6 separate regions of the Mus musculus genome follow, and regions 2, 3, 4, 5 and 6 are each linked to region 1. A link is a loop called in an ENCODE intact Hi-C map of the cell type or tissue named here. Cell type or tissue: left cerebral cortex. All regions are shown on one strand. Links, peaks and the distances in the headings refer to the core of each region. The heading gives the core; the rest is flanking DNA. Region 1 holds the start of Vwa8 (von Willebrand factor A domain containing 8). Region 2 overlaps Dgkh (diacylglycerol kinase, eta). Region 3 overlaps Vwa8 (von Willebrand factor A domain containing 8). Region 4 overlaps Vwa8 (von Willebrand factor A domain containing 8). Region 5 overlaps Dgkh (diacylglycerol kinase, eta). Region 6 overlaps Vwa8 (von Willebrand factor A domain containing 8).

Region 1 (5,191 bases), core at 502-4,501:
TTACTGTCTGTATAAACAGATCTGTTTCACACAGCGACACCATAAGGAAAAGGCTGTGAAATCTACAGAACATGGAACAGTGGTGAAGGAGAGCCACGGGTTGAGAGAACTGTCTCCAAGCTCGTCAGTTTCTGAGATCCAGTCCTACTGAGCCAGCTGGCCCCATCTATGATGATGTCACAGTGATCCATCAACTATGCTGTGGAGTGATAACCTCCTTGCTGACTGACCATTTGTTTCTAAAACCTTGAGATACCACTCCTACTAATTAAAGCATACAGATAAAGAATTTACAAGTTATAGGTTCTACCCCATCCGACGGAAAGGGATGCTAAGCAGGAGCTGTGAGAGTCTGTTGGTTTGTTTGGGGTGGTTTGGTTTAAGCTTTTTTTTTTAGACAGATTCTTTCTACATAGAGCTGGCTATGCAGGAACTGTTATAGACCAGGCTGATCTTCAACTCACAGTACTGGGATTAAAGTTGCCCAACTTCTTTTTTACTGTTTACATAAATGGCCTCTTCCCCCTTCATATCAAGCTTAGTAAAGGTATACTATCATGAAAGCCAGCAAAGCAATTGCAGCCTCTCACAAAAACAGTCTCCATGAACTTTGACCCAGTAAGCCACCGAACGCTTGTTAGGTACCCAGTGATGACAGGCACCAAAGGACCGTGCAGACAAGACAAACAGGCATACAGTTCGGGAGAAGCAAAGTCTACAACTTGAGTTTGTTTTTCATGTACTTTGTTCTCCCGTCACACTGCTAGGAAGCAGTGACAACAGAGGACAAAGGGAGTCTGGTCACGTGCTGGAGTACAACTGAGAGTCTTCCCAGCATCCACACTCATCCATCACAGCCTGCTGCTTTCTGTGCTACGGCTGTGGCCTGTGTATGACCTCTGGTTCCAACTGTGCCGCTCTCACCTTGAAAGCCCTAACCTTAGGAGTCTGGATAGCCAAGAGTTAATCTTTCACTCTGTCATGAGGGCTCTTACATGTGCCCAGGTCTCTGGTGAATACACAAGTTCTCAGTTTCAGTGCCCCTTGTTGTAGTGAGGCATATCAGTACAAAACAAATTTTTTTTCATTTTTTTAAAAACCTCTTTTCAATTAAATGTTCTATCTGCTGACTCATGGCTCTTATAGTTAGCTAGAGAGTATAAATAAATAAATAAATAAACAAACAAACAAACAAACAAACAAACGGAGTCTACCCAAAACTGCTCAACCTCAAAGCCTGTCAGATTGTACCACATTCTACCCTTGACATCTGCCTTCTCTGATAAGAGTGTATTATCATCTGGACTGGTGAAATGATGGATTTATTAGATGAGATGATACTATCTGGAGATGACACACACAAGGAGGTGAACCTAGTGAGACAAAGTAGATTCTTTGAAAAGTAGGTCTTATCCCCGATTCCTCTCTCTCTGCCTCCCTGAGAGAGCAGCTTCCCTCTGCTAAGTCCTCTTGTCATCACGAATTTCTGCCTCACCACAGGCCACAGTGATTAAAGTATTAAGCATACACTGAAACATCTGTAACTTCCAGCCAAGAAATCTTCCCTTGTTTTAGGCTGCTCTGTGTGTGTGTGTGTGTGTGTGTGTGTGTGTGTGTGTGTGTGTGTGTGTGTTTTAATGTTGTCACGCAGATGAAAACTGAGTAACAGAGTGGAAAGCAAGTACATGCTCTAGAAGCTATAATCGAGGACAGGCAAGTTTTGAATCGCAATTTCACCTTGTGATCCTCAGCGAGGCACTTTTTTTTTTTGTTTCCCTCTTTTTTGGGACTCATTCATTCCGACTATAGTATAGGGTTTTAACTAAAGCGATGACTTTCAGTTCTAAGAGTGCTTGAAACCGAGTCTTCTGTTAAAATTGGGAAGGAACATGGGCACAGGTTCTCCAGCAAGATTGTACACGTGTCTATGCCATCACGAGCCCTACTTGGCTCATGACACAAAACCAAGCCCTCGGGAGTCAAAGGTCAAGGTCAAGCACGAGTCTTAACAGCCCCCAAAGGCTGCAGCATAAACCTCTCAGTGTCCTAGAGTCTACGTGAGGATTCTTGTACAAAAATCTCCAGTGGGAGAAAACTGTGTTCCTAGGCATCAGAGACCTTAGTCCGGACCCCTAAGGTTTCAGAGTGGAGCCCAGGGGGCGCCAGCGCCTTGCCCCACATCACAAAGCAGCGAGGGCAGCGGCAGCGAAGGCGGAGGGCCCAGTTACCTGAGTCGGTCGCCCCAGAGTGCAGCAGCCTGACCTCCAGCCGCTGCTGGTCCCCGCCCGGCCTGCCCCGCAACACCTGCCGCAAGAGCAGCCGCACTCGCCGGGAGGCCACGTCCCCAAGGCCGCCCGGGGCTCCTAGGAGGAGGAGGCGTGACTGCATGGTGCAGGAGGCATGCGTGGGACCTCCAGGGGCTTCGGACAAGCACAGTCCCTGGACCGGGCAGGAGGCGATCGGCGAGCGGGACAGGAAGCGGCAGGGAGGCGGGTCCGCCGGAAACTCCTTCCCCCGGCTCGCCGGGCTCTGCGGGATGGGCCCGGCCCGGGGCGGAGGGCAGGCCGAGCGCCAGCCGGTAGGATCGGCTACCGGAGCCCGGCGCGCCGCCCCAGGCGTGGTCGCCCCAGGGACGCCCGGAGCTGGGGAGATGCCAAAGACCTTTAGCACAGTTGAGCGTATGCCCTGTTTCTTTCTTGGCTGCTAGCCTACTGTGTTATGATGCACTGTGGGCTTTCCCCTCGATACTGCTTCGGATCTTTTTTCAGAATGGAGAAAATATTCAAGAGATTCTGGAACTTCACCTATTTTAATTCGTTGTCATCTTCCCAGGGTTTCCACACCACAGGCATTGAAAGCTTCAGTTTAGCCTTCCTTTGCCGCTCCTGTTTTATCATCTTCTAAACTGCAAGAGGAAATGTTACACTATAATGGTGAATGAAAAAACGTTCAACTACCAGAAGGATCCAGTCAGGCTACAAGGCAAGGGTTATATAAACATAATTTATGTCTTTAGTGAGGAAAAAGTAGGACACTTGACTAAGGCTCCCTCCCTACCATGCATTCCAAAAGCAGCAGCAGTCTTCCATAAAGCAAACAAAGTCTAATGTAATTAGGCTGCCTCCCCAAAATGTCAAGAGTGAATTAACCAAAGCAAAAAGTTTTAATGAAGTTCTGCACAATGAAATCAAACAAACAAGATGCAGGCCTGGCTCTCAGAGAATGGCCTTGCCAATTCTAGACCTACCTGTATCTTACATCCATATTAAGCACCCACCTCCCAGGCACTTAAACTTCCCGAGGAACTAAACTTAGAAGTAAATGGAGGTGGCAGAGAAATAATTTAAACTAGTTTGGAGAAATCGAAAATAAAGGAGTGAACATTAAAGATGTCAAAACAGCATAATTATTACATGGATAGATTCTCACTATTTCACAACCACACCTGTTAGGCCTCAAATCTGAGACAACCAGCTATAGGAGGTGCCAGTTAACAGATAAAAGCTAACAGAGGTCCCTGTTAACACATCAAAGCTGGTACTAGCCACTAGATCCTCCTCCTATCTCTCCATTCCCACCTGTTACAGGATCCTCCTGGTAGAGGCACTCAGTCCCCTACTCTGAACTCTCCAACCCAGAGGCAGTACTATCTTTCCCCCAAGCTGCTCTTCCATCTACAATCCAGCCTCTTTGACTACTCTGGTCCTCTTTTGGTCTCCTGGTCTGGCTTCCTGGATCCTGGCTCTCTCCTCTCCCAGCTTCCCCTCTACACACACACACACACACACACACACACACCACCCTCACTCAGGTGTTCATTTTCACTCTGAACCCTGCCAGATAGATGCCTCTGCCTCTGTGTTTTCTCCCTCACATCTATAATGCACCTTCTCCACCCTCTTACCCAGGAGGAGTCATATCCTCTTTTTATTTTCTTTTTGTTGTTGTTGTTGTTGTTCTTTTTTTCCTTTTCTTTTCTTTTTTAATCCCTATGTGAATTGGGTTAATGGCAAACATGCAAGCAGCATAGAAATTTACAAATTGCTTTTCCTCCTTTGAGCCTGAGATAGTTGACCATTGTTACAGTCAAGTAGATTAGGTCTGGATTTGACTAAAAGACAAGGCTCTGACCTGTCTATGAGGGCATTTCAAGGAAGCAGTAATTCAAAGGGGAAGACTCTCCCACCCAGCATGTGCAGTACCTTCCTGAGGAAACTTAAAAAGAAAGAGTTGGAGGGAAAAGCCTTTCTCTTGCTTGCCTGTCTCTGCCTCTGGCTGATGAGGATCATAATTCACTGCCATGAGAATCCAATTCTCAAACAGAGACTGAAGACGAAGTGGCTTGAAAGGAGACCTCGAAACCTCCACCACCAGCAGAGAATGCTGAAGAACCCAGCCTTGTGGACTATGCAGCTACCAGGTTCTCCACCTCTCTAATGTACAGACAACCAATATTGGATTTCCCAGTTCCTACTGGGGAAACTAAACACCTTTGTGAAACATATATTCATTCAATTCATCCTGTTCTAGGGAGACTTGACTCATGCAGAGCACATACTCTATGTCATGAGATTGTGCTAAACACTTTAATTAACAATCTTATTTGACACAATTCACAAATAGGAGGTACTATTACCTAACTATTTCAGTTAGAGTTACTATTTCTCTGGTGAAACACCATCACCAGAAGAGAGTTTGCAGGGGTGATGTGGGGGAGGATTTTTTTCAGCTTACACTTCCAGGTAACTATCATAGGTCACTGAGGGAAGTCAGGACAGGAACTCAAATAGGACAGGAGCCCAGAGGCAGGAGCTGATTCAGAGGCCATGATGTTGCTTATTCATTTCCTTCCCCTGACTTCCTCAGCCTGTTTTCTTACAAACCCCAGGACCACCAGCCCAGGGGAGGCCTTACCCGTGTGGGCCTCACACATCAATCACTGATTAAGAAAATGCACCCACAGGCTTGCCTACTACAGCATGGCATAGATTGAGACACTGTAGCACATTCAGCCATTTACTGTTAGACAATGAAATCACATCAAATGCAGAAAGCAGGCATACCAACACATGTACACAGACTGATGTGTGTAAGATGCAGGCTCAAGGCTCTCAAACAATACTACACCTAGGAAAGGCCAGTGAGGCTTCACAGAGAATGCAATGTTTGAACTTGTTCTTCCAGGATGTAC
Region 2 (5,191 bases), core at 515-4,514, 120 kb after region 1:
CGCGCCCACCCCTCCCGCTTGTCCTTGCTCCCTGCCTCCCCCTCCCGGCCCATGTTCCGTTCAGGAAGCGGTCCGGGATGAGGTCCCCAGCTGCTTCCCAGCCGGGGCAGCGCTTCCTCCGGCGCCCGGGCTCCTCCTTGCTCGCCGCCCGAAGCGCCTTTGTCCGGTCGGCCTCTGGCGACGGTCCTTAGAGGACCGTTTCCGCGCTTCATCCTTTTCCCAACTTTGCACTTCATTCCCGAGTGTGGCGCGGCGGCCCGGGGAGTGGAGGCGACGGGGTTGCGCGGTCAGCGGGTGGCGCCGGGAGGAGACGGGGCTCACCTCTTGACCGCGCCCTGGCAGTCACCTGGGCACGCAGGTTCCCAAGGACCGCCGCCTGTGGAGGCTGGTGGCTGCCAGAAGCCCAGAGCCACGCCTCCGACTCGAGTGGCCGCGGCTGCCCTGAACAGTTCCGAGGGTCAGGGGACCTGGACCGGGATCCAGCCACCGGCTAACTTCGCTTTCGCCTGGATCTCACAGCACACGCCACGCGTAGATTGAGTCACTTTAGGGGCTCAGAGTGTTGCGTGTGAGAAGAGTCGAGGTCTTTGGATTTATTCCCTAAACTCCTTTAACTTATTTCTTGCACCTCAAACTGAGCCGTCTGTTATCCATCCATCCCTTCAGGGATTCCTCCCAGGAATCCCCGTCCTGCGTAGACCCTTGTAATCTTGAGTGGGCAATGAATTTTGGCTCTGCATACCCTATCTACGTATTTCTTAGTCCTTTTTGATTGACGTTGTGAACCGTCTCAAAAGCCTGGTCCAAAATTTCTGGCTTCATCCTTGCTGCGGTGCTGTTCTGATGATGTTTTCCCAGGGACTTCCTGAGTCTGCTCAGGCGGGCCCTCTGCCTGTTGAGAGCTTGTAGGTCAGGTGCCAGGCTTGCTTCTCCTTTTCTTACCCATAGACTTCCAGCCGGTTTGCCAGGGTACGATTCGCTGCCTCCTGCTTCCTGACCTTTCAGGAGTGTCCTTCGACTTTGATCCATCTGCAACTGCTTTTGCTTTTGTGAGTTTGCACGTTAGGTAGCCCATCTGTTCGTGTTCTATTGCGATCATCATTAGGGAGTAAGCTATTCTTGGTTAAAAATACAATTCATTCAGTCTTGACATTTAAGATCATTGGGAATGAAATCCAGCGACCTGTTTTGAACTTTACTAAATAAAATCCTATCAGCTTCCACCACTTACAGCGGGAAGCTCCAAGTCATGTGTAGTGCTTTTTGGGTGCTGAATGCTAGGACTTCACCGCAGTTAGAAAATTAGAGAACCTCCGGCTTTCTTCTCCAAAGTGCTAAGAAACAGAGTGCTTTCTTATTCTCCTAGAAAATCTTCAGTGCTAGTCTCGCCACATGAACGTTTAAAGCTAAAACCTTCACAGAGAAGCGAGATGGAGCAGGAGCAGTGGCTAAATGTTGAACTCTTCAAAACTTGGCGTATGTAAGTGGCTAAGGCATTTTATTAGTTCAGCAGATATTCTTATCCAACACCTATCGTGTTCTGAGATTGTTGGGCAAGCTGTTAACTCTCAGACAAGCTTTGTCCCCAAGAACCTTACTTTATAGCTGAAGGTTGACATCTATTCAAGTGTGTGTCATAAAAAGTTCTCATGAGTGATTTTATTCAGAACTTTGTGTAATGACTACAATATTTAAGGATTTTTCAAACGCTTTATATAACTACTTAAGAAAGTTGAGTTACCTGAACGACTAAAAGAGGAGTGTACTCAAGAGAAAGCAAGAATGCATTAGAGGAAACAGCTTTAAATGTTAAATATTTCTGGCTTGGAGAGCAACGGGGTTGACGTTTTAATCTAAATATGTTTTGAAGGAACACTGGGTCCATCCGAATCCCTGTTGTTTCTGTTTGGGACAGAGCGTCACACTGTAGGACAGGCTGCTGTGGGATTTTCTCGGTAGGCCAGGCAGGCCTGAAACTTCATGCCCTGCTGTTGCTTCAGCAGAATACAAGGCATCATTAAGTTCTCAAAAATCAGGGTCTTTAACTTTGATTCAGTGAGCTCAAGAATCTGAATGGAGTGAGTTCTGGTTTCCTTCAAAATGAACCTATATGACCATCATGCGGCATGCTATACTTAGAACATTAATTGCTAGTCTATATAACTTTAAGGAGCCACAGTGTCTGTCTGTCTGTCTGTCTCACACACACACACACACACACACACACACAGAGAGAGAGAGAGAGAGAGAGAGAGAGAGAGAGAGAGAGAGAGAGAGAGAGAAGAGAAGATCTAAACAGTAGAATCACAGCTTTCTTGAAGCCCAGACTCTGTGTGCTCAGAGACTCTCATTTTCAGGACCTGTGTGTGTCCCCTCCCCCCATTGCTTCCTAGTAGGTGGCACAGAACAAGCAGCTGATACATGCTCTGGCAACCACAGCTAGAGCCCCAGCTCCATGCCTTTCCCATCAAGATACATTTATCCTCTGAGCCAAAATAAATCCTTCCTCTCTTAAAACAAAATGAAACAACAGCAAAGAAAGCAAACCTGTTTTCACTGGGATCCCAGTTCTGAGGTTTTTTTGTTTGTTTGTTTTGTTTTTAACTTTCTTAAAATTTAAATATAGGTAATTTAATATTTTACCATACAAACTTGACTAAATGGGATTACTGTGTTGTTATGGCATGTGGCAACATGCATGCAAGAATTTGGTGTTTCTCTTTCTCTCTGTCTCTCTGTCTCTCTCTGTCTCTCTCTGTTTCTCTCTCTCTCCTGATGGAGCCTAAACCATGATGGCCCGATTTCTCCTATTCAGAGACAAAAACAAAAGATTCCTTGGAGATTCATGTGGAGAAAAGGGATTTTTTGGGACTTCCTGACATTCTGTCTGTGAGGGGGTGAAATTAAGTTAATTAGCTAAATTTGGATACACATTAGCTTTATTTAACATTATTCGGGCTAAATCTTGAGCCTAAAGAAGATACTTGCTAGCATAGTAAGTTTCTTGGTTTTCTTTGGTGCTAGCTTTGGAATGTAGTCCAATGTTAGTGAATATAGGCATAATCTAAATTTTAGCCCAAAAAGTATTTGGGGAATTGGGTGTGGTGCTGCACACCTGTATTCACACAATTAGGTGAGGAAGGAGGGCCCAGATTGTGGAGCCAGCATAAACTATATATTGAGACTCTGTATCCAGAGACAAGAGAAGAAAAGAATGAGGGCTGGGATGTAGATTTGGGACAGAGCACATGCCAGTGCAAGGCTTGCCCTAGCACCACTAAAGTAAATAAGTAAGGAGAATCAAAGCGTTTTGCTGTTGGGAATGAGCGGGTAGGAAGATATTTAGCAAAGCAGTCCTTAATCTTGGGTGGGAGTGGGTAGCAGATAGGTAGTTACAATTCTAGCTCAGTTTAAAAATGTGGGAGTATTTACAAAATACCTTAAGTGGAGAGAGGCTTGACTATACTTCATTCCCTAAACTTGGTTTTTATTTTCAAATGGTTCTATACCTGTTGGCATTAGCTGTTGGCAGTATACCAGTTATCAGTCCAGAATTAATGGACACTTAGAAAGGGAAGTGTTTCAAAGCAAAAAGCCCACAATACAAGCGAAAGGTTGTACAGTTCCACTTTCTGCCTGGATGGTGAGAGGCTTTGGCCTTGTGGGCTAGGACCACAGTAAGTTCCTGTAATCAACAGCACTGTTGCTCATGGAATAATTTGTTATCTAAGTAACAACTAAGAAAATTGACACAGGGCAAACTTTTTGAATGTTAATTTCTGACTATGGAATACATAGTGATTGCAGAATCAGTTCCATATTGCTGCCAGGGCAGCCTTCCAGTCTGTGCTGGTTCCATCTGTAGTCCTTTGGTTCTGGACTGATCAGGAACATGAGCCCTGGACCATGGCTTCTCAAGTACCCACTCATGGTTTTCAAGATATGACACATAACTCTTAAGTTCTATCACAATTGAAGGTAGAACCGTAGAACATGGGATTAGACACTTTGAGTGACTCATGATTCTGCTTGTTGTGAGCAGTTGATTAGTTCACAATACCTGTAAGTAGTAATAGAGTGTTCATAAAGTTTTAGTCAGCTTTGGCTTATGTCTCTTGTACTTTTTTGGGGGGGGGGTATGGCACCTTATTAAGTAGAAAACTGACTGGAGGGTCAGCTTTACTCCTTTCTGTTTAACCCTGACTGTAGCATCTATAGACTGTATGGCCAAGACTCTTTGCTGCTTTTGTTTGTTTGTTTGAAACAAGATCTTGCTGTGTAGCCCTTGTGGGCCTGTTACAATGTAGCCCAGACTGGCTTCCATCTTGGCAGCACTCATACCTCAAACTCCAACATTGCAAGCTTTCAACAAGATTAGTGATATGTTCTACCTGGAAGTTTCATTGTATAGCCCAGGCTGGCCTTACATTTCAGAGGCCTATCGGCCTCTGCCTCTGGAATTCTGTAACCAAAGGTGTGCACTACTACAGCTCACCAACGAAGATCTCAAAGTAATAGTAATAAAAAGGAATTCGTGAGCAGCAGGGGAGAAATTATTTGAAAATCTAAAACACTAAAGAAAGAGTCAAGGAACTTTTTATAAACCAAATGAGACAATATGCCATGTATTTGAAATTGTAATAGCCATTTCAAGAAATAGAGGCTGATGCAAGAGACCTGCCATAGATTCCAAGTCAGATTGGGACTGAGGCGTGCTAGGGGACTACCTCAAAACAAAGAAACTGAACAAAGAAAAGGCAAGGGCATTTCACTTAGGTCAGATAACCATTTTGAATGCTTTTAACTAGGAGGAGAAGCAGTTAGTAGGTCAGATACTATTTTAAATTGGTGATTCCTTGAAAGTTTCTCAGAAGCGATGGTCTTCCAACAGGGTTTTCCCCTGAGCTGCCTTTAGTGGGAAATGAGGCAGCTTTCCTTTCTTTGCCTACACAGTATTTCCACCCATCCTGGGTTTCCTCTACAGCTGCAGATGCTGTAGAGTTGCAGTCATTTACTTAGCAGGAACTGGCTTAGATTGGCTTTGCTTTTCAAAGTTACAGGCCTTAGGAGCTGGCTACTGAATTCTGTGTTGATCAGAGCGGGCTGCAAGGCTAGGTTTTTATAAGTAATGGATACCTGCACTTTGAGGAATTAATTGCCTGGCTCCTGGATGTGAAGCTGTGCAATGTGT
Region 3 (5,191 bases), core at 739-4,738, 92 kb before region 1:
CATCTGGTGGGAACAGAAAATAGGGTGAAAGTGGCTTTATCAAGTGCATATCCATCACAAATTCGGAATACCACATGGCTATAAGTTAGTAAGTCTATTAACAATGATGTTTGTAAACTGTGAGCTAGGGTGAGCTAGGGTCAGATGGAATCAATGACTTCATCCCTTATAAAACAGTTAAAGATCTCTGTAAAATATTCTCCAATCCCCTCCCCCCCATGTTATGCTGTCTGTACTGTTTAATAAGTGGGAGAGGAAAGTCCTTTGTTGAAGACACACATGGGCACACACAGAGACAGGGACAAATTCACAAGAGAGCATTTAAGCAGGCAGAGATTCCAACTCATACAACAGACAGAAAGGGACAATGGAAGACATGGGTAGAAGAGAAGCCGAGAATCCAAATCTGGGCTTGCTCTCAATTTAATAGCACCAAGGAGAAGCACTTTGATTCCTTTTCCTAATTTGACACCGAGTTATTATTGGTAACTCTGAGTTTATTATTAATATGTCAAACCTATGCAATAGAATACAGGCTATGTTTTTGTGAGGAGCAGAGAGAGAAAAACATTGAAACATTTACTAATCCTGGACTGATGAGACACAGTGCTCACATCTGTTAATGTGAGAACATAATGTGCTCACAGTTGATTGGATACCAAAATCATCATGGAACGGAATCCTTGTTTCATGTTTCCAGGAGGACTTAGGTATATTTCCTTATTAAAAAAAATTCTATCATATCCAGATAAATAATTTTAGAAATCATCTATTTTCATAACTCCTGGTTTTTCTCTTGTGAATCTATGAAATGCTGACCTGTGCCTGCCACAGCCCCTTTGACTCTCCATGTGGATATCTAACAAGCACATCAAATATGCTCAAACATGGGATCTTGATTTTTCTACAGCCATTCCATTCTCAACTTGATCAAAAAAATCCCACAATCTGTAAAGCTTATAATTATCCTTGATTCCTTGACTGAGCCCTGTATTCAGGTCTTTAGGAAATCATATTGACTCTACCTCCAAACAACCTAAATGCATTTGCCTCTTACCAACCTCATGGCTAGCCAAAGCCCCCACAATCTCTCGACCAGGTTAATATAACAGTCCCATGGCTGATTTTCCTCAGCTTTCTCCCCAATACTGCAGAGTTCTCATCTTAATCCTTAAATGTGGCTGTTTCCAGAATTCAATATCCAGTTTTTCTTTTTTCTTTTCTTCTTGCTCCCAGAACCTATTAAATAATTCCCCATGAATTCAACTAACACTTATACACTAAAGATTCCTAAGCATTTACCCTTTTTATTCCTCGAACACTGTGCTGACATGGGCAAGGGGTCCCAAAGCCCAGTAGAGACAGACATGGGATCCCAAAACAGCAAACTGCATTTGCTGCCTGGAAATCTCCTGCCAAGACCCCCCTGATCAGGCCTCACCTGGACTCAGTGTCTGCACCAGCACCAAGCAGTTATCTTTAATATTAAAATAGCTCTAGAAATAGAACTAGAGTTTAAAAGCTGCTAGAAAGCGCTAAGTCAGAGAGAGCCCTGTGAGGAGCTGTGTCCCCTCCTCACGTTAACTGGCAGCATCGGCAGCTCGTCCGAGTGGGCTTCATTTCTCTTGACCTCTCACTTGTGCTCAGTCTCCCCTCATGCTAACTGTTACCAGCTAATGTCTCTCATCCCACCTATGCCTACTGCATGCCTGCTATCTCCGAACCATTGCTTTTACCAGAGCCATTCCTTTTTAAGCCACAGTGTTAGAAAATCACCATATAAAATGTTGTTGGAGTGTCTGCTGCCCTAACCAGACGGTGTACTCTCCAGAGACGCGATCAGATAGCATCTGTTTCTGCATCTCTAGAATTCACTACGTAGACAACTATTTGCCAAATAATGAATGCTCAATTAATGTTTGTTGAACTAGACAAAAACACTAAATGCAAGATCTTTCCAAGTTTCACGAAGAGAGAGAGGTGGTTCAGACTATATCATCAATGAACAAGAGTGGCACAGCCTTCCTGAATCTCCCAGGGAACATACTAATTTAGTCATTGTTATGACGGAGCCCTACTTAAGTGGGGCTGAGAGCCAAGACACGTTCTAAGAAGCTTGGATGCATCTGTTACTAAACTGCCGGCAAGCATACCATTCTCAAAGCATGGCAAGATGAGAATGAAAGTATTTTCTTTCAGAGTCTTAACTAAAGCTAGACGTGATTCCATGGCTACAGAGATGTTTTAAGAACAGGAGCATCATGTGACAAGCACCATCTGGGGACTGAAGTCATTCCAGCCATTTCTATAGCTGGTCTAGAAACAGGAAAAGTATTCTGAGTTTTAGCTGGCTGCATTTTCAGTGGGTAATAGGTTTTTCTTTAAAGTCTAGTCTAATTAAATGATTACATTAAAATTCAAATGCAACTACTCATTAATTTTTATGATATCTATGAAAGAATATAAATCCCTTCTTGATTTGTTCTATTAGAACAGATATGTCCACTCCTTTATTATAATCCTTTCTGAATTTAATGAAGTTCACTAATTTTCACATTTTCTATCAAAACTATTTGAGGATATTGTTCAGACATAAGCATTAGCTTAAGATATGCCTTGAAAAAATGAGAGAGAGAGATTTAAGGTGGCAAATACATCAGAGTGCCCTAAAACAGATGCAGAGCTACAGCAGTGTGCAGTCTGCTCCACTGCTAAAACAGGACATTCAGTACTCACGTGTAAAGAACATCACTGTGCGCAACAGCTCCTTAGGTCAGGCGAGCTACGGCTGTGATTCAACCTTCAGGTGAGATAATTAAGGTGACAAACACAGTCACACTTTTTCTTCTCTTAGCAAAGTAATTCCAACACCTACTATCAAAGTTAGAAGATTTCTGTTTGTAATATGAACCAATAACCCAATTTCTGCTTCCCTTATCATGAAGACCAAAAGAAGGGCAAAGCTAAGAGAAACAGCATTCTTGAGAAATCCAACTCCTGGTGTAGCCACAGAAACCAGGAAAGTAGAAATGGAGGCAGGGAGAAGGACATCTAGAAACATGGTGTCTTAAGCTTCCATTGCTATGACAAAACATCGTAGCAAGGCACTTACACAAAGAAGGGTTCCTTTGAGGCTGGCACTCCCAAAGTGTTAGAGTCTATGATAAGAGAGCAAAGATATGGTATCAGACAGCTGGAGCCACAAGTAGGAGGCAGAGAGCTGACTGGGAATGCCTTGAGTCTTCGAAACCCAATGAAACACCTCCTCCAACAAGGCCCCACCTCCTAATCCTCACCACACAGTTCCACTAAGGAGCACATGGACCTATGGAAAGCATCATCACTCAAACCGTCAAGAACGGTAGCAGGACACAGTGCATAAGAGAAATGGAGAGAGAAAGGATCTATGAGAGGGTAAGGAAGGACAGCAGCATAGAGGTGTAAGGGGGATAAAGACCCCTGAGGATGTCTGAAAAAGCCACATGAGAACATTTTTATAAACTTACTTAGAAACATGTATATAATACTTACATACGTATGTGGGAGTGGGGTTTAAGTGAAATTAGGCCACAGAGAGTTATAATGCTCCCCAACAGCCGTAGACTAACAAACTCCCCAAACATAGGAAACTTCCATTTTAGTTGTTGGTCAGGGAGGTCCCAGAGGTTCCCAAACAATATAGGCTGTTGCCATTGTCCTTGGGGCCTTCCAGAACTTAAAAGTAAGACCCTAGTATGGAAACACCACATACTTCAAATACAAGACTGGGAGAAATTGGTCTGGAATTCACCCTGAAGCCTTTTCCCTGAGAACTAGCATTCATAATATCTGAAAGTGCTAACTACGCAAGCTACCAAGGGAGAAGAATCAACTACCCTATCCAGCTCTAAAGCCTATGGACCATAGAACTGTTCCAGCAAGGTATCCCCAGTGGTACAATGTAGTGGCACTTTTGTTGTGGGGGTGACTATTAGCTGTCGATTTGAACTTAAATGCCCATTAAGTAAAAATTCATACTTGGTACTATAAACTTAGCCAACTACCCATAGCTGGAGAAGTCACAGTAGAATAACTTGTTCTTGCCATTTTCCTAAACCAAGATAATTTCTAACTATATTCTAAATACTAGTAACAAACAGATGAGTGTAGTTCTTGCCCTTCATCAAAGATTCCTTTTGCAGCAGATAGAAGCTACTAGAGATCCAAGACTGGACAAAAAGAAGAGAATAAATGACTTTATGGCACCTGCTCAGCCCCAGGCAGTGCATCTACAATGCAACCCATACATCTAAGGCTCAGAGATCATCATGGAGGAGGGGGAGGAAAGACTGTAAGAACCAGGATGCCTATTGCTACACGATAACTTCAAAGTCATGACCTGGTTGCTGCAACCATGAAATCTCAACAAATATGGTTGCCTAAACAAGACCCTGAAGAATACTTAAGGCTGTCAAATCCTGGCCTTCAGATAATGGAGGTCCTAGACAGTATTTACGTTCTAACTACTACAGAGAAATCTACATCTTTAGCCAGATGTGAAAGAAAAACAAACTGTCTTTCCAAGAGGGAGCTAATTAGTAAGCCAATAATTTTCTACTGAATATCAACACATAAATATACACTAACAAAACATCACAAGGTATTTTTAGCCTTTTGGAACTCGGCATTTGTAACTATACAATTAAAAAAAAAAAAAAGGATGCCATAAATATTTTAAAAGAAAAGCAAGTTCCAAGAATTAGCAACTGAGGACAAAAATAAAAACATAAATTTAATAGTAAAACTACACCAGGGAAGATATTAAAAACCATTTCAAAACTGTATAAACTCTACATAATTGTAAAAATGCATTCTAGGCTATAAATATGTTGTAAATTTAAACTTCTTTTTACATTACATATTTGTTCTTAAATTTTTAAATGTTAGATATTTTTACAATTTTTATTTTGAAGTAATTTCAAACATAAGAAAATCAAAGGACACAATTATACAAAACCTTCTATTTCACCTTCACCCAAGTTCCTCGTTACAATTCCAGCATGTTTTGGCCTCCCTCCTACTCCACATACATGCGCACGTTCAACTCATTCTTTTTCCTATCAACAAATTGAGAGCAAGCCGAAGATATGATAATCTGTACTTTTAAACATCAGAGTTCATTATTCCCTGACAGCAAGAACTATAGCAAATG
Region 4 (5,191 bases), core at 433-4,432, 87 kb before region 1:
TTCATGAACTGCAAGTGTCCCTTAACCCAGGACTATACTGTTTTTCTTCACAGTCTAACTTAAATCCTCAACTCTCCACAGGATTCCTGACAAACGATGCTCTCTTCCCAGCACAACACTTGAGAGGCACACAATGCCAATGTAATGTCAGTTTGTTCTGCCTGGTCATGTTGACAGTGACTATAAAAATATCACTTTCCTATCTTAAAGTCAACTGAGTAATTTGCAAGGAGATATTCAGAGATGACATTAATATCGTTATGAAAGTTCATGTAGACACACACACTTTACACCTTCCTAACTCAACCATCAGTCTAATAATGGCCTAATAGTGATTTTTTAATTTATATAATTTCTCCCATATTTGTTGGCACACATTTTACAGTAACAAAGAGAGTTGCTTGTCCTCCATATTTAAATTTTTTAATAGGATGGATACCTATTTTATACAATGTATTATCATCAGTTACTGTTTACTTTTAATATTCAAGTCAATAAATTCTCCTGTGGCTTTGATATGCTGACATCATTTACTGAAAACCTCCTTGATCTCATCTTCTATTTCTTGACCAAATCTTTGGTTCAGCCCTGATTCTCAGGAATTAGGTCCCATTAGCAGACATGGAATTTAGACTTTCAGGCACTTGCTGTGATCACAGCTTCTAGGCTCTGTTAGGCCACAGAGCTAGAAAATGTGTAAACACACACACACATTTTCATACACATTGGGTAATGTTATCCTCTGGCCATGACACAGCCACTGTTATACTGAAATCAGAGCTGCTGTGTTTACCAACGTAAGACTTCCACAAGAATGCCCACTGCGCTTTCCTGGTGGAAGGGAGAGCACGTTCACAAGGCAGTGTATGAGCATGTCTCAGGCAGCAGCACACAGGCTTTCACAAGGCCATGCACTAGACCCACAGAACCCACCCTGAATACACAGTCTAGCCAACTGTAAACTCTCCTGGCTCCTGTAAGGTAGCCTAGCTGAAACTCCCTGATGCACCAAACTAGACTTGGGTGGAATTACTTCCTTACTATGCTCTGTGTGCTCCATGTGGGGCAAGAAGACACTTGTTCACATCTTGCCAGGAGAAACAATTCTGATACGAGTGCACTGAAAAGCAACACGAGTCATGTTCATATCCCCATTTCTAATCCAGAACCTCAGGGTCCTTTCATGTCTTCCTCTGCCAAGTTCACAATCTTTCTTCAGCAGTGAGATATATAACTCCCACTGCAGTGGACATATCATTCCTTTGCTCAGCTGTACGTTTATTTGCCCCCATATAACAAATCTCCCAGCCACACCCACACCTGAGTGTTTGCTTCCCACCATTGCTTTCTTGTTATTGGCATCAACTGCTTTCTCGAAAGAAGAGAAAAAGGAAGACAAAGAAAAAGGATATGTAAGGAAAATTAAGAGGAGTACAGGAAAAATAGGAAGATGGAAAGGACGGTGAAATGAGGAGGACAGAGAGGAAGGGAAAGCAGATACTCACTTTTAAAACACCCTCCACGGCCATCTTCCCCTCGTGTCCGAGTAAAAGAGTGTAAGGATACACCCACTGGAGTGCATGTTCAATCGACATCATGGGAAAGGAGTCCTGTTTAGGAGCAGACACATATAGAGGTCAGCAACAGCTCGGGCGGTCCGCCACAGACGGTGCATCCTGAATGTACATGCCGTACTCGAGGTGCTGCATTTCCCCAGCAGAAAGAAAGCATCTTGCAGCAATGTAAATACGCAGAGCCTTCTTCTCTTCCTGTCCTGTGTGATCTCCCTGAGAGAGCCACACGCTCCCACCTTTCCTGTATCCCTGGTCCCCGGGCTTCTTTATCTAGTTCTGGCCTCGTTCAGGAGTTCTAATCAAAGCCGTCGGCTATCTGACATAGGACCCTCCAGTATCTAGATAGGACACACCTGCAAGAGCACACATCTCCCCCGCTGAGTCACTCGAAGCACATTTCCATCCTTTAATACTAATCTGAATTAATCTCATCTACATCCATCAAGCCTCACAATTATAAGTTCAAAGTTAGAAAGTGTTCATTAGCCTCAAATTCTTCACCCAAATCGCACTGCACTCAAGTCTGTTCACACCATTCAGGGAGTTACTTACTGCCACGAGCAAACACAAGATCCTGTGTGGGCTGCCTATTAGATACTTCTCCTGAATCACTGTAAACGAGCTATCAAGCGTGGGAGCCATGTTCTGGACATACAGGTGCTCCAATTCTTTAAGAAAATACTGCCTTTACCTTCCAGTAGCTCAGAAAAAACTGGAGGTGGCAGGGTACATGTGCAAGCAGGGGTGGCAAGTTGTTAACAACAGGGCTTCTAATTGGAGATTGTGAGTGTTGCTTTGCTATTTTTAAACTTTTTTTTTCAGTTTAGAGAATTTTCAAAGTAAAAATTACTGAGGAAAAATAAAAAGAGATATATAAAATTTAGTAACCAAGAAGTAGGCCGGGTGTACACAACAATGTAAACAATAGACAGGAAAGCAAACTGTCTGACTACCAGCAAACCCTGGGGAAGCACCAGGCTGAAGAGTCTGATTTCAGATGCTGGCTTCCTGGTCCTCAGGGTCCCACTTCAGCAGCCTCCTCCATCCACTGCTGTGAACCAGGATCTCCATTAACGTCAAAATGATCACATCACACTCCATCTACTTCACAACCTCAGGAGGGCCATTCCTCCCTCCCCATAAAACCCAAGCAGGCTTACTCATCAACAAAATAGCTCACGGTAGGTCCTAACCCCTGTCTCTACCACAAACACTTAGTTCTCATTCTGCAAACATTCCAGGCCCATCTGTGGCTGAACATTCTGTATGTGCCCTCTGCCCTGAAGGCTTTCCCATCATTCCAGACAGGACGCCACATGCTTTGGGAAACTAACTGTGCTCCCTGCAAATGTATTCAGGTCTGCTCTTATGCTCTCTACATGTGCCCAGCTTCTTCTCCCTTCTCAGACTTATAAAAGTCTTGCAAATACAGGCTACTGGAACCATCTTTTTTCACAGGTTGGGAGACCTGCCAGCACCTGGAAACCTGTGTGCTTTAGAATAGCCACTAACAGTGACTCCTGGAGCTAGGGCAGGAAAGCTCAGCTGCCTTGCTGGGTCTGCTTAGCCATCTCTTTCCCTAAGGTGTAGCTATTGTTTGACCAGCTGAAGCTGTCTATCCCCTGGAAGCTCCAGAAGGCTGCATTTCTATCTCTCCCTTCAAACCTGAAAGCTCCCCAGAGACCAAGCATGCCTCTGGGGTCTGCAGTTTGTTCCAGTGCGCACATCCATCTCAGGCCTTTTATAGAAGAAAATGACAACTCAAGTAACCAAGCTCCAATGATAAGCTTCAATCTGCCTTTGCCACATTTGAATATATGTCTCTGACGTTTGATTATTTTATACTTACCAGGATTTGAACTGCCTCTGGCAAACTATCTAAGGGAAAGTCTGGAAGCCCAAGCGTAGAGGATTCTTGGGAGCAGAGGGTTGTCGCAAAGGACAAGAGCTGAGAAATCCTAGAAGGGACAATGTTCAAATTGTGTTTGAATAACTTTAACATGGGAAATGTACATTGCAGCTAAAGTAGACTGATTTCATTAATCTAAGAAACATGAAATGTACTATGAATTCTTAAAGAACAATGGTTCATGTAATATCCCATTAAAAATTCAGAAACTGATTGGCTATCTAGATGTTTCCTCTAATCTATCACAATATGTGAGGATTACACAACCTGGTCTAAATCCCTCATGTGAGCATCATCCCCACCTTCCTAAAGCTGAAAGCTAAGGTGTAGGTACTGAAAGTGTTTGAACGCTGAGGAGAAAGCACCGCTCTCAAGTCCCCACTCTGCTGAAATCCTTCGCATCTTGCTTTACTCTCGTCTGTCTGCAAAGGCCGACTCATACTTTTGGACTCATTTCAACTTGCGTGTCTTTGTGAAGCCTCTATAAAGACTCAACAAACTAAACTGTTAAGCAACTTTTTTTTTAGCTTAACAACAACAAATTTAATTTTTAAACAAATTAAATGTTTAATCATAAACTATACTTACTTCTCAGCAGAAACATTGGCTCCAACTGAATACAATAGTTTTAGTTGGTCCTAAATAGCAGAAACATATGCAACCAATTAATAATGAATACAACAGATGAAACACAAACGCTTTATAACTAAACCAAACTTTTAAGAAATGCTGTAATTTGCAGTAGTTCATGATACAATCTATTTAATAAAGGTAAAGGTACCCATTAAACATAAAAACAGTCAGGGGTACTAGAGAGATGGCTCAGCAGTTAAGAGCACTGGCTGTTCTTCCAGAGGTCCTGAGTTCAATTCCCAGCAACCACATGGTGACTCACAACTGTCTATAATTTCAGTTCCAAGAGATCAAATGCCTTCTTTTAGCCTCCACAGGCACTAAACACATGAGTGGGTCACATAGACATACATATAGGCAAAACATTCATACACATAGAATAAAATAAAAACAAAAATAAAGCCAGGCAGTGGTGGTGCACATCTTTAATCCCAGCACTTGGGAGGCAGAGGCAGGTGGATTTCTGAGTTCCAGGACAGCCTGGTCTACAGAGTGAGTTCCAGGACAGCCAGGTCTAAACAGAGAAAGCCTGTCTAAAAAAAAACCAAAAAACCAAAAAAAAAAAAAAACCCCAAAAAACCAAAAACAAACAAACAAACAAACAAACAAAAAAACCAAACAAACCAAAAATAAATAAAAAAACCCCAAATACTAACGCTGATATAGAATTTAATGTCTTAGTATAGATTAAACAAAACAAAACAAAACAACAACAACAACAACAACAACAAAAAAACCACTCTAGCACTATGTCCTTGGCATACTTACCTGAAAGGGTAGAAAATAGATATCTCTGGCTTGAAATCGAGACCGGAGAGGGGGGTCTAATGGATTCCCAGAGTACCTGGGCACTGGCAAGCCCAAGGCAATCACTCGGAAATTCTCACTGACTCGGACAATCTTCCACGCGTCCAGCTCCTCTTTAGTGTGATCCTAGGAAAGTGAGAGATCAAACACCACAGCAGAAGTGCTGCAGGCTGCAGCTGCCAGAGCAGAGCCAGTGACACAGACTTCAAAGGCAAGAGCTGCCAAGACAGACAGAGTCAGACCCTGAGTGCTGTTACAGGAGGGTCTG
Region 5 (5,191 bases), core at 674-4,673, 180 kb after region 1:
GGAGAGGGAGCGTGGCCTGTTTGAGGGTTAGTGTCGGTGGTGTGTGGCGAGCTTGCGCTCTGGTGTCCTCAGGAGACCCTTCCCTGGCTTCTGGTCACAGGGGAGTTTCCTCACTAGACCAGAAACAATGAAGCTACACACATTGCGGCATCTTTTGGCAGGCGACATTTTGATGGCATTTTAAGGCACAGAGGGCAAGGAAGATGAAAGGTTGTTTGCAAGTTCCAGGACTTGTGTGCTTAGGGAGATGATGGTGTTGCTGACAAGCGAGGTCCCCGGGCAGAAGAGCAAAATGGCTGCAGGAGGATTGTCCACAGAAGGTACCTGCCTAGTTACAGGAAGCTTGGAATTAGAGTTGAGACCTTCTGAAGCCTGCGCTTTCTGCTAGCCTGAGACCTACAGTACATGGGATAAAAAGTGCTTGTTGAGTCTAAGGTGGGCCAGCAGTGCCAGGTGGTGGTGTGCAGACAGTGAAAATTATGAGTAAAGCCAGGAACTTATTTTGGGAGTTGTGCATGCATAGATATTTAGAGGAGATGATTGGAGCTGTCGTGGAGGGAGTTCACTTAGATTTGCACACAGGCTATAATTGGAAATGGCCAATGAAGAGTATTCCCTTAAAGTGGAGAGGACAGCGAGCAGTCACAGCACACTTGTGCTGTGAGGTGACAGGTGACAGACAGGACAGCGGAGCATCTGCCTTTCCTAGGCTTGCTGGGATAGAAGGGAGCATTGGCTTGCAACATGGGGCAGTGTCAAGGTTTTTACTTTATTTTGGATAATACTTACGAAGAGGAAGGAAAGTGGATGGAGAGGGAATGATTGTCGAAGACCCAAGAAAGGGTTCTGCGCTGTCAGGACAGCAGTGTGTGCTCAGGATGCAGAGACCAAGGAAACACACTTAGGACTCAGCAGCACCTCCATGTGCTAGTGGTGGTGGTTGTTGATATTATCCGTAAGAAGAGAAGGTCCAGGTTCAGAGTCATCGATTCGCTCAAGGTCTCCACAGCCAGCTGGGGTCAGAATTCTGCACCTCTGTCCGTTAACAAAATGACTGCGTGGCTGTAAAGCTGGAGATGAGGCCACTGTAGAGAAGTAGCACAGGGGCTAAGTTTCCTCTGGACAGTGATGGAGTAGTAGGCAAAGGTCCCCAAGTGGGAGTGGCAGAAGACGGCTGTCCGCGTTAGGATTTCTATTGCTGTAAAGAAACGGCGTGACCACAGGCCAGCTAAGGAGGAAAGTGTTTATTCGCTTGATGCTTTAACATCGTGGTCCAATGGCTCCCAACCTTCCTAATGCTGCAACCCTGTAATACAGCTCCCCATGTGGTGAGCCCCAGCCATAACATGATTCTCATTGCTGTTATGAATTGTAGATATGTTTTCCGACGGTCTTAGGTGACCCCTGTGAGAGGGTCATTCAAGCATCCAAAGGAGACTCAGCTCATGGGTTGAGAACCATGTCTTAGTCCATCGCTGAAGAAAAAGTCAGGACAGGAACTAATTCAAGGCAGGAACCTGGAGGCAGGAGCTGACACAGAGGCCATGGAGGGGGGCCGCTTACTGACTTTCTCCCCATGGCTTGCTCAGCCTGCTTTCTTATAGAACCCAGGACCACAGTCCAGGGAGGCCACTACCCACAGTAGGCTGGACCTTTCCCATCAATCACTAATTAAGAAAATGCCCTACAGGCTTGCTTATAGCCAGATCTTATGGAAGCTTTTCCTCAATTGAGATTTTCCTCTTGGGAGACTCTCATGACAAGCTGACATAAAACGTACCAGTCCACCAGGGATGGATCCAGGTAAGGGAACATGTTGCTGTCAACAATCTACACTCTGTGGTGGGGGCCTGGGTGGGTTTACTGCAGCTTAATCCAGTAATTTGCTCAGACTTCCATCTCTGATTCTTCCTCTGTCCCATCTTAAATACAGAGGACAATCAAATGCGTTTCTATTGTGGGATGTGTGCCGTGTGTGTGTGTGTGTGTGTGTGTGTGTGTGTGTGTGTGTGTGTGTGTTTGAAATTACATTACTTAAAAACAAAACAAACTGGCTTATCTTTTTTGGGTATAAATATTGCCCGTGCAAATCATCTCTGAGTGAATTTTCTGGCACCGTGTGTGTATTTGTGTGTAAATTAGTCCATGTGACTCTGAATTCAGAGAGCTGGCAGATGTCTAAATGAGTATCCCTGTGTCATCAGGACCTAGATATTCTCTTGGGGAAGAACTAGAAACCTTGAGAATATTGAAATACATGACTAAAATTCCAGAAATCACACACACACACACACACACACACACACACACACACACACACACACACACACACACAAAGAGGACTGGCTCTTCCTGACATCCATATGAATGGTAGCATGTGACTCCCGGTGCTGTGTGTGGTCTGTCCATCGTCTCCGTTGCACTTCATTCTTTTCTGTCCTGTTCTTGGCCACCCCAGTGACCCCAAACCCCTCCGTAGCCCTGAACTAGACCTGGGAGCATGGTGAGTGCCAGGTTTACTGAGGGCCAGGAAAGGTGCGGAGTCATCTGTTTAGCACATGAGTTACTAGTTAAAAAGTTGACAGTGTTCAGTAGTTAATTTTAGGCCCCATCAACATGCCCCCATCAAAACAGCTTTATCATGGTGGCCACATGGGAAAGCGGTTACATCAAAATGTCATGTGTGGGAAAAAGGATTATTCTTAGAAATAAGTAGGGGCGTTTGATAAAGAAGAATTTAATTCAGAATTAGAAGGAGAGTTTTTCTTTTTAAAAACAGGCCCGTGTGTAGTACTGACAAACCTGGAACTTGCTATGTAGACCAGGCTGGCCTCGAACTCAGAGATCTGCCTGCCTCTGCTTCCCAAGTGCTGGGATTAAAGGTGTGCGTCACCACACCCAGCCGAGGTTTTATCACCTTTATGACAGTTCCCTCACGCTATCCATAAAGCGCAGACAAGGATTTACATAACAGAAAAAAGGTCACCATCTTCCCAAGGCAGGACTGAGCATTAGTGTAACACCACTGCCACCTAGTGGTGATCTCTTGCAGCTCGTTGTAAAGTAGGAAAGAGGATGTTTATAAGAGATATGGACACTTTGTACCTTCTCAATGCAGTTTTATCTCTCTAATTAGAAATTTATGCTCATGAACCTCTATGGAGAAGATACATACTAAGAGCAGAATGAACATCTTAGGGGTTAAATAAGTATTCACAGAATATAATTACTTTCCATCTGATTTTACCTTTATGCCTTTTCTTAAGAAAAGAAAATTATAAACCAGTGTAAGTAAAATAATATATTAGAAATTACTGGGCATTTTGTATAAAGGGTAATTAGACTATATTATACAGTCACTATCGTTTTGCTTTAGAACATATTAATTTGCATTTAAGCACAGATATCTTAACAGTTTCCAGTGTTGCATACAAAATGATGGGGGTTCTTTGGATCTACGTAGAGGTGGGTGGAGTCCCCTAGATGCTGGGAGGCTCTCTTCATCCTGCTTTCTTGAGCTTCCTCGTGTTTCAGTATTGGGTAGGTGTACCCCACTCCTCAGCCCAGTGTTGGTTCAGCCTAAGGTATACTATGCTTGTGTTTTGCAAGTTGAACTTTTTCCTTAAATAGAGATGCAGTCATAGGAATTCCCATAGCCAGGAAGCCCTGTGGAGCAGCTGCAGGGCCCCACTTGCTTTGCCTCCCTGCGTCACCTGTGTGAGCCGCATTTGGAGGGACCCACTGTTATAAGTGGCCAGGCTACAGCTCCCTGACATCACAGACATTCCAAAGAACCAGAATGAGACGGTGTACATTGATGTGTGTGTAAAAGTAAGCAGTTATTTCAAATGAATTAAAAATGTTTTTAGGCTCCCAATGGAGGAGCTAGAGAAAGTACCCAAGGAGCTAAAGGGATCTGCAACCCTATAGGTGGAACAACATTATGAACTAACCAGTACCCCGGAGCTCTTGACTCTAGCTGCATATGTATCAAAAGATGGCCTAGTCGGCCATCACTGGAAAGAGAGGCCCATTGGACACGCAAACTTTATATGCCCCAGTACAGGGGAACGCCAGGGCCAAAAAGGGGGAGTGGGCGGGTAGGGGAGTGGGGGTGGGTGGGTATGGGGGACTTTTGGTATAGCATTGGAAATGTAAATGAGCTAAATACCTAATAAAAATGGAAAAAAAAGAAAGCATACACACACACACACACGAAGAGAGAGAGAATAAAAAATGTTTTTATATGCATAAAGCAAGACTATTTTGAACATGAATTTTATTCTGTAAATTCATGTTGTCTGCCTCTGGCTTTTGAACTCGGTTACACAGAGCTGTAGGAATCCTAGCTGATATCCTGGGCAGGAAACCTGAGCTGGCCCTTATGTGGGTCAGAGTGTCTGGCCATTTACCGTTGGGAAAGCGCCTCAGATTGTTCTGATACACAAAACGGTTTGAGCACACTGCACCAAAATGTAGGGCTTAAAAAGCAGGGAGATGCTTGTGATACTGTAAATGATGATGTACCTTATCCTCCCCCACTCTAGTTTCATTAAGTATTGTTTCCAGAAACTTCTTTGAATGCTTTCTCTCCTATGAGCTGGGACACAGTTACCCCTCACGGTTCACACTGCGGTCCTTCCTCTTCAGCTTTGTTGCTATTTGATTTTAAAAAGTTAACTCAGCATTGGAAGGAAAGAAGTGTTCTGGGTTGGATCTGGCTAGTGCCACCACTGGCTTTGGGTGGCAGTGCTGGGCTCTTACTGTGTGTCCAAGTGGACATCTTTGTCTGCTGGGTGTGGGAAGCAGGCTTTGGGATTGTCGCGCCCGCTCTCGACCAGCAAGAACGACGTGACCACCAGTCCTTCTAACAGCAGTTTATTCAGTCCTGATTCTTCTTGTTTATATCTCCCTTGTTTTTATATCTCCCCCGAGCCCTGGGCCTCTCACTCTTTTATACTCTCAGGTCCCATCCACGCACAGCAGGCCACGCCACCTCACCAGGCACGCAGCTTCAGCTAATCAGGGCAGCAGGGGCAAATCTCCACCAAATTGGATTCACCTGTATCCTGGTACACCTGCGCAGCACTCAAGATGTTTGTGTCTTATATGAGGAAGTCAGGTGCAAGTCATATGACTTAGCTGCAGTCCCTGGCGCCTTTGGGACTGCCGCCACACCCGCTCCCCACAA
Region 6 (5,191 bases), core at 828-4,827, 260 kb before region 1:
TAACCTCTGGTAGCTGGAACAGTAGGGAGGAAAGGTTTACACCACAGAACTTGGCATACATCATTAGCACCCCCTGTCCGCAGTGGCCAGGACAGCCATCTTATCAGCAGATCCTAGGAACACCTGCCAGGAGAGCTTACATTCTCAGTAGGTACTCCTGAGAATCTTACAGAACCAAAAGTTACTCCTATGGATTTCTCTAGCAGGAATAAACAATAGAAAAGTGATTATAGGCATAGCCCAAGGGTCACCATGTAAGCAAACAGTAAAAGCCAGGTGTACTTATACATGAATAGAGATACAGCAGGAAATTGCAAAAGACTGTGAAAGGCATTGCTTTTCTGGGAAAAGGAGATTCCCACAGACAGCACGTGTGTAAGTGTTGGCTTGCAGACAATTCTGCTGGGCTCCTCCCAACAGTGATCTAGCAACAGCTTGTGTCACTGCCTGCCAGGTGTGAACCAGGTGCCCATAAACAGGACTGCCTGCTAGCCCAGCCCCTCTGCCTCTCTCTGCCTCTCTCTGCCTCTCTCTGCCTCTCTCTGCCTCTCTCTGCCTCTCTCTTTCTCTCTCTCTCTCTCTCTCTTTCTCTCTCTCTCTCTCTCTCTCTCTCTCCTCCCCTTGTTTCTCAATTTCTGTCCTTCTCTGTCCCTTCTCTGCCTCTACCCATTTCCAGGTCCCTGATCCCCACTCTTTCCCTGACAATAAACTTTCTTTTATACTAAGCCTTTTGAGTGGCAAGATTGTTCAGGGGATGCCTCAGCACTTCAGCACTGGCTGCCCAGAACTCCCAGCTCCTGCTATTGCCGATTTACATTTCACAACAACAATCACACAAGGCTTGAAGCATTCTGTAACAGTGACACACGGAAGCAGCCTGTCTCCAGAGTTATTGGCCAAAGCAAAGAACAAAGAATAAGTGGACCATGCTTTCTTTGAAAACTGAACAGAGCACTGTATATCACTAAAAGATCTTAAGATAGCTGCTTGGATATTGGGAAAAAGTTAAGTTTAAATAGAAGAGTAGCAATTATATCTGAAAATAGGCTTTCTTGTCCAACTGAACTCTTAAAACTGCAAAACTACTGAGCTAATGGCTAGAAATGGCCAACCATTGACAACAGAACTGTCACTTACACCTGCTGGCGGGAAAATCCGTTTTTTGTTTTTGTTTTTGGTTTTTTTTTTTTCTGAGACATTGGGTATATCATTCACTCCAGGTCCTCAGGCCTCATGATGAGGAGTAGTTGACCAACATATAATAGAATCCACTCTGTGTGTGTGTGTGTGTGTGTGTGTGTGTGTGTGTGTGTGTGTGTAGACATGTACTTTTTACTTGGTTTACAGTTTGGTGAGTCTTTTCTGTTTGGGTAGTGTTTTATTTTGTTTTCCTGGACTGGAGGATTTTGTTGCTGCACTGGCTTTTGTTTGTCTTGAGAAAAAACTCAAGGGGGGAAAAGATCTAGAAGGACTTGGGGAGGGGAAAACATGATCAAAATAAATTTAAATTGAAAAATTGTTTTAAGCAGTAAACATAAGATAAAAAAGAAGATAGACTTGCATTAGCTTTTCCTCACTAAAAACAAACAAACAAATCTGCCAACCATTAGGTAGCCATTGGCGTTTGGGTGAGAGTGTTCCACACAGGCACATGCACAAGTGGTGGAACTGTTTGGGAAGGATTGGGAGGTGTGATGTCGTTGGAGGAAGTGTGCCACTGGGGCTGGGCTTTGAGGTTTAAAGAGCTTCCAGCCACCCCCAGTGTCACAGCTCCTGCTGTGGCTTAGATGTGAGTGGTCAGCTGTTCCTGCTCTCGGGGACCCTAACCCTCCAGAACCATGAGCCCAGTTGAACACTTTCTTTCGTAAGTTGCCCTGGTCGGGGTATTTTATCACAGCAACAGAAACGCACCTATCTATATACAATAAACTACATGTATTCATAGTCCCAGAGTGTCTTTCTTCTGTGCTTTTTTCTGGGCATCTCTTGCTGTCTCAACACCGAGTGTGTGCCTCCCGTGTGTACTGAGCACAGTCCTGACTGCTGCGCATGTGTGTTCTAGTCCCGTGCAGTGATGACTCAGGACAGTCCATCCATTTTAAAGTTCACGGTTAAGTGAGCACTCTTCAGACTCCAGCAGTGCCATATGGGGTCTGCTTTCTGAACTTCCTGCTGCTATTAGAAAGTGACATCTGAAGCTACTATCGGTCAACCTTTTCTCATGAGAACAGTCATTGACAGCTTTGCAGATTTGATTTTTTGAGGAAAATGGAGTATATTTAATAGAATTGTTTAGAAGAATAAAAATGTAATACAATAAAAAAATGAAGCAACATTGAGAATATAACTAGGTGAGTTTTGGCTTATAATAGCCCATGGTTTTAAAAATATAGACTAAAAGTAATAACTCTCGAGTCTAGGGACTCCAGTTGTAGTGATACTTGAATTTATTGTTATAGTTGTTCTAACTATAGGAAAAATGCATATTCTTCGTCAGAGTGTCAAATTAATGAACATAAGTTATACAAAGAGTTCAGTAAGCTCTCCCTGTGTTATCATTTGAAAATATAGCGGGGAATTCACTAACGAAAACTCAAACAAGTCTGTCTTCTAAGCTAATGCTGCTTGACAGCAGGAGGCAGCAAAGACAGCAAGGACAGCGCAGCTAATTGTCTGTGTGTCTGAGGACAGTCAGTCTGCTATACTCAGAAGAATCACGGAAAGATGAAGCAGATGGCTTGAAAGATTGTTTTCCAGGCCATCACTGCTGACCTAAATAAAGGAGCTTCCACTACCCAACAGAAGCCACACAAGGGACTGTGGAAATCTCCCAAGCAGAAGGCTGACTTCCCAAGTGCTGGCGTACAAAGGTGAGCATTCATTTCAATAATGTGTAGTATACCTGATCGCCACTAGATGGCGATGCGGGCACTTCACCAGAGTCGGAGGAAAGCTGCTGGCACCCAGAAGTAGGGCAATAGGAACTAGGTATCTTTCCCCGCTACTTCTGTAAGACAGATTTCCCAGGCTCCAAAACCAGGAGCAGAACCCTTCTGAGTGAAGAGTCCACTGATGACGCAGCTTGCAGGTTGACGAGGAAGGGAACTGTAGAGGACAAGCCTTACTTCTTATTACTGGCAACGACTCTTAGACTTGGCTGTACAGTCTACTTGTGAATCACAACAGAGTGGGCCTAAATAGAGCAACTAGTATTCTGCCTCATTATTTACCAAGGAATTTGACCAAAAGCCACAAACAGTGGTAGACTACTTTGAGAATTCACTGTGGCCACTTAGCCTGAGGATGCACACTCTCAAGTTGTTTTTCTACCTGATGGTCCAAGTGCGCACACTTCCTGTCCATCCCACAGATCGAGGGACAATGGAGTAAAAGCAGCATGCTGGCATGGGAGTTTCCCCATCAAAACACCACTTAGTTCCAATTTGTATTGCTTTATTACTAAGTGTGTCTTATGTCTGCTTGCTGAACTTTGAGCTGAGGACATGAAGCTATACATTTCTGAGAAACACTTGATTAGAGGAAGTTCATATAATAATATTTTGGTTGTCCTTGAGATAATTTTGCTCGTTTGCTTTGAGTCCCCATATCCAATGACAATGGCACTTTCTGTTCTAGTAACCATAGAGATGTGTAATGCCCTCAACAGCTTGTCTGAAAACCAGTCTTTGCTGAGGATGCCCCCCTGGGAGAATATCTGGCTCGTGGGCTCCATCTGCTTGTCCATGTCACTTCACTTCTTGATCCTCTACGTGGTACCTTTGCCACTCATTTTCCAGATCACACCGCTGAATCTGACCCAGTGGCTGATGGTGCTGAAAATCTCCTTGCCTGTGATCCTCATGGATGAGACGCTCAAGTTTGTGGCCCCAAACTACCTGGAACAACCCGGTAAAGAGTGTGTGCAGCCTGCCACCAAATCTTCCTGCTCCCTGTCTCAGTTCCCTTCCTTGTCAAGGCTAAGGGTGGGGAAGTCTGTGCTTTGTCCTGGGTCTCAGGACACAAGGCTGTGTGTGCAGTGCAGGAGTCTGCAGGCAGTGTGGGGAGCGTGGCCGTTGCCAGTGGCCTGAGCAGTTTTAGCCTCCACCTGCATCCTATCAATAGATTCCCTTCACCCGCTTGTTGTCAGGGTCAAAGGGAGACTTCAGGTGAACCTGGGCAGCATAGGTGACCCCCATTCTCTCCAAGGCATACTCTCCATTCTTCACAAAGTCCAGAGAGACAGGGCCACCACTGGGGTCTCGGATGTAGCCATAGGCGATGGTCTTAAGTTAGATAGCTTAACTATCTAGCTTCAGTTACCAGTGTCATTCAGCTTAGACAAGACAGAGCAGAAAAGAAGACATCAATTGTGTGTACCCATTAGTAAAGTAGGGAGCCGGGACAGCAAAGGTTCTTAATATGTCCAGAAAAGCCCTGGGACTGAAAGAGCTGCAGATTAAAGCACAGAGAGATGGGCTATGTTTTAAACAGCCAAGAACCATTATTAAAATTGTAAGTAAAGATTCTTTCAGAAAAAGAAATAAGAGGCTTAATTTAGGTCACCGATATTTTCTTTTCCTTCCCTCTCCTCTCTCTCCTTTTCCCCTCCCTCCGTCCTTCTCTCCCTCCCTCCCTTCCTCTCCTTTGTTTTTGTTTTTTTCTCTGTGTAACCCTGGCTGTCTTGGAACTTGCCCTGTAGACCAAGCTGGCCTTGAATGCAGAGTTCTGCCTACCTTTGCCTCCCAGGTGCTGGATTAAAGATGTGCACTGCCACGCCCAGCCCCGTTTTCTTTCCCTTTTATACTTTAGAGACGAGACAGGGTCCTGCTATGGAGCCTGGATTATCCAGAACTCACTATGTAGTTCAGGCAGGTCTTGACTTTATGATTGTCTTCCTTCACATAACAAGTGCTGGGGTTACAGGCATGCATCCTTCAAATAACAAGTGTGCTCCACCACACCCATTCACATCCCGACCACAGGTAAAGCATGACCTTTGAGCTCCACATTATATGAGAAATTTAAAGAACATATTTGAAGTTCAAACACAATAGTATTTACTGCTAGGCATCAGTGAAAACAGAAGTGAAGGAAAACTGGTTCAAATAGAGGGAATGCTACCGTTTGGAATAGTTCTGAAGAGAACCACAAGTAACAGGTTCCATAAAAATCCCTGAGCACGGTGGATGCA

Evidence for each region. Peaks named below come from ENCODE experiments on the same cell type or tissue, not always from the same donor. Only the 100,000 strongest peaks of a DNase experiment are listed, where the experiment ranks them.
Region 2: it touches region 1 in a loop (6-fold over the local background); 16 of 42 quality-filtered maps call a loop at or near these places.
Region 3: it touches region 1 in a loop (2.2-fold over the local background); 3 of 42 quality-filtered maps call a loop at or near these places.
Region 4: a loop joins it to region 1, with 2.5 times the contacts of the local background. A loop is called at or near these places in 3 of 42 quality-filtered maps.
Region 5: it touches region 1 in a loop (4-fold over the local background); 23 of 42 quality-filtered maps call a loop at or near these places.
Region 6: it touches region 1 in a loop (5-fold over the local background); 19 of 42 quality-filtered maps call a loop at or near these places.

What each region holds. Positions count from the first base shown.
Region 1 is chr14:78,846,481-78,851,671 of GRCm38, reverse strand. Vwa8 (von Willebrand factor A domain containing 8) reads right to left here and starts at 2,494. Exons shown (of 45, transcript NM_027906.1): 1 at 2,229-2,494. The coding sequence starts at 2,388. In left cerebral cortex, for the core only: a CTCF peak has its summit at 2,146; DNase peaks (open chromatin) are centred at 1,939, 2,142, 2,611, 2,941 and 2 more places; H3K4me3 peaks cover 1,652 bases; H3K27ac peaks cover 1,836 bases.
Region 2 is chr14:78,727,153-78,732,343 of GRCm38, reverse strand. All of the region lies in intron 1 of Dgkh (diacylglycerol kinase, eta), which reads left to right. Among named protein-coding and RNA genes, the nearest start is that of Dgkh, 3.0 kb to the left of the region's middle. In left cerebral cortex, for the core only: a CTCF peak has its summit at 874; DNase peaks (open chromatin) are centred at 882, 1,921 and 2,381; H3K4me3 peaks cover 1,303 bases; H3K27ac peaks cover 618 bases.
Region 3 is chr14:78,938,891-78,944,081 of GRCm38, reverse strand. All of the region lies in intron 9 of Vwa8 (von Willebrand factor A domain containing 8), which reads right to left. Among named protein-coding and RNA genes, the nearest start is that of Vwa8, 92 kb to the right of the region's middle. In left cerebral cortex, for the core only: no CTCF peak of the experiment used is centred there; DNase peaks (open chromatin) are centred at 2,137 and 2,742; H3K27ac peaks cover 2,025 bases.
Region 4 is chr14:78,933,524-78,938,714 of GRCm38, reverse strand. Vwa8 (von Willebrand factor A domain containing 8) reads right to left here. Exons shown (of 45, transcript NM_027906.1): 6 at 4,885-5,049; 7 at 4,072-4,121; 8 at 3,424-3,532; 9 at 1,506-1,610. Among named protein-coding and RNA genes, the nearest start is that of Vwa8, 87 kb to the right of the region's middle. In left cerebral cortex, for the core only: no CTCF peak of the experiment used is centred there; a DNase peak (open chromatin) is centred at 2,193.
Region 5 is chr14:78,666,304-78,671,494 of GRCm38, reverse strand. The region is part of intron 2 of Dgkh (diacylglycerol kinase, eta); the gene reads left to right. Among named protein-coding and RNA genes, the nearest start is that of Gm30716, 18 kb to the right of the region's middle. In left cerebral cortex, for the core only: CTCF peaks have their summits at 1,325 and 3,034 (motif pointing left); DNase peaks (open chromatin) are centred at 1,242 and 3,010.
Region 6 is chr14:79,104,804-79,109,994 of GRCm38, reverse strand. All of the region lies in intron 37 of Vwa8 (von Willebrand factor A domain containing 8), which reads right to left. It overlaps Gm30970 (a long non-coding RNA gene), which reads left to right. Exons shown (of 2, transcript XR_383637.4): 2 at 2,758-5,191. Among named protein-coding and RNA genes, the nearest start is that of Gm30970, 28 kb to the left of the region's middle. In left cerebral cortex, for the core only: CTCF peaks have their summits at 2,704 and 2,906 (motif pointing right); a DNase peak (open chromatin) is centred at 2,929; H3K27ac peaks cover 170 bases.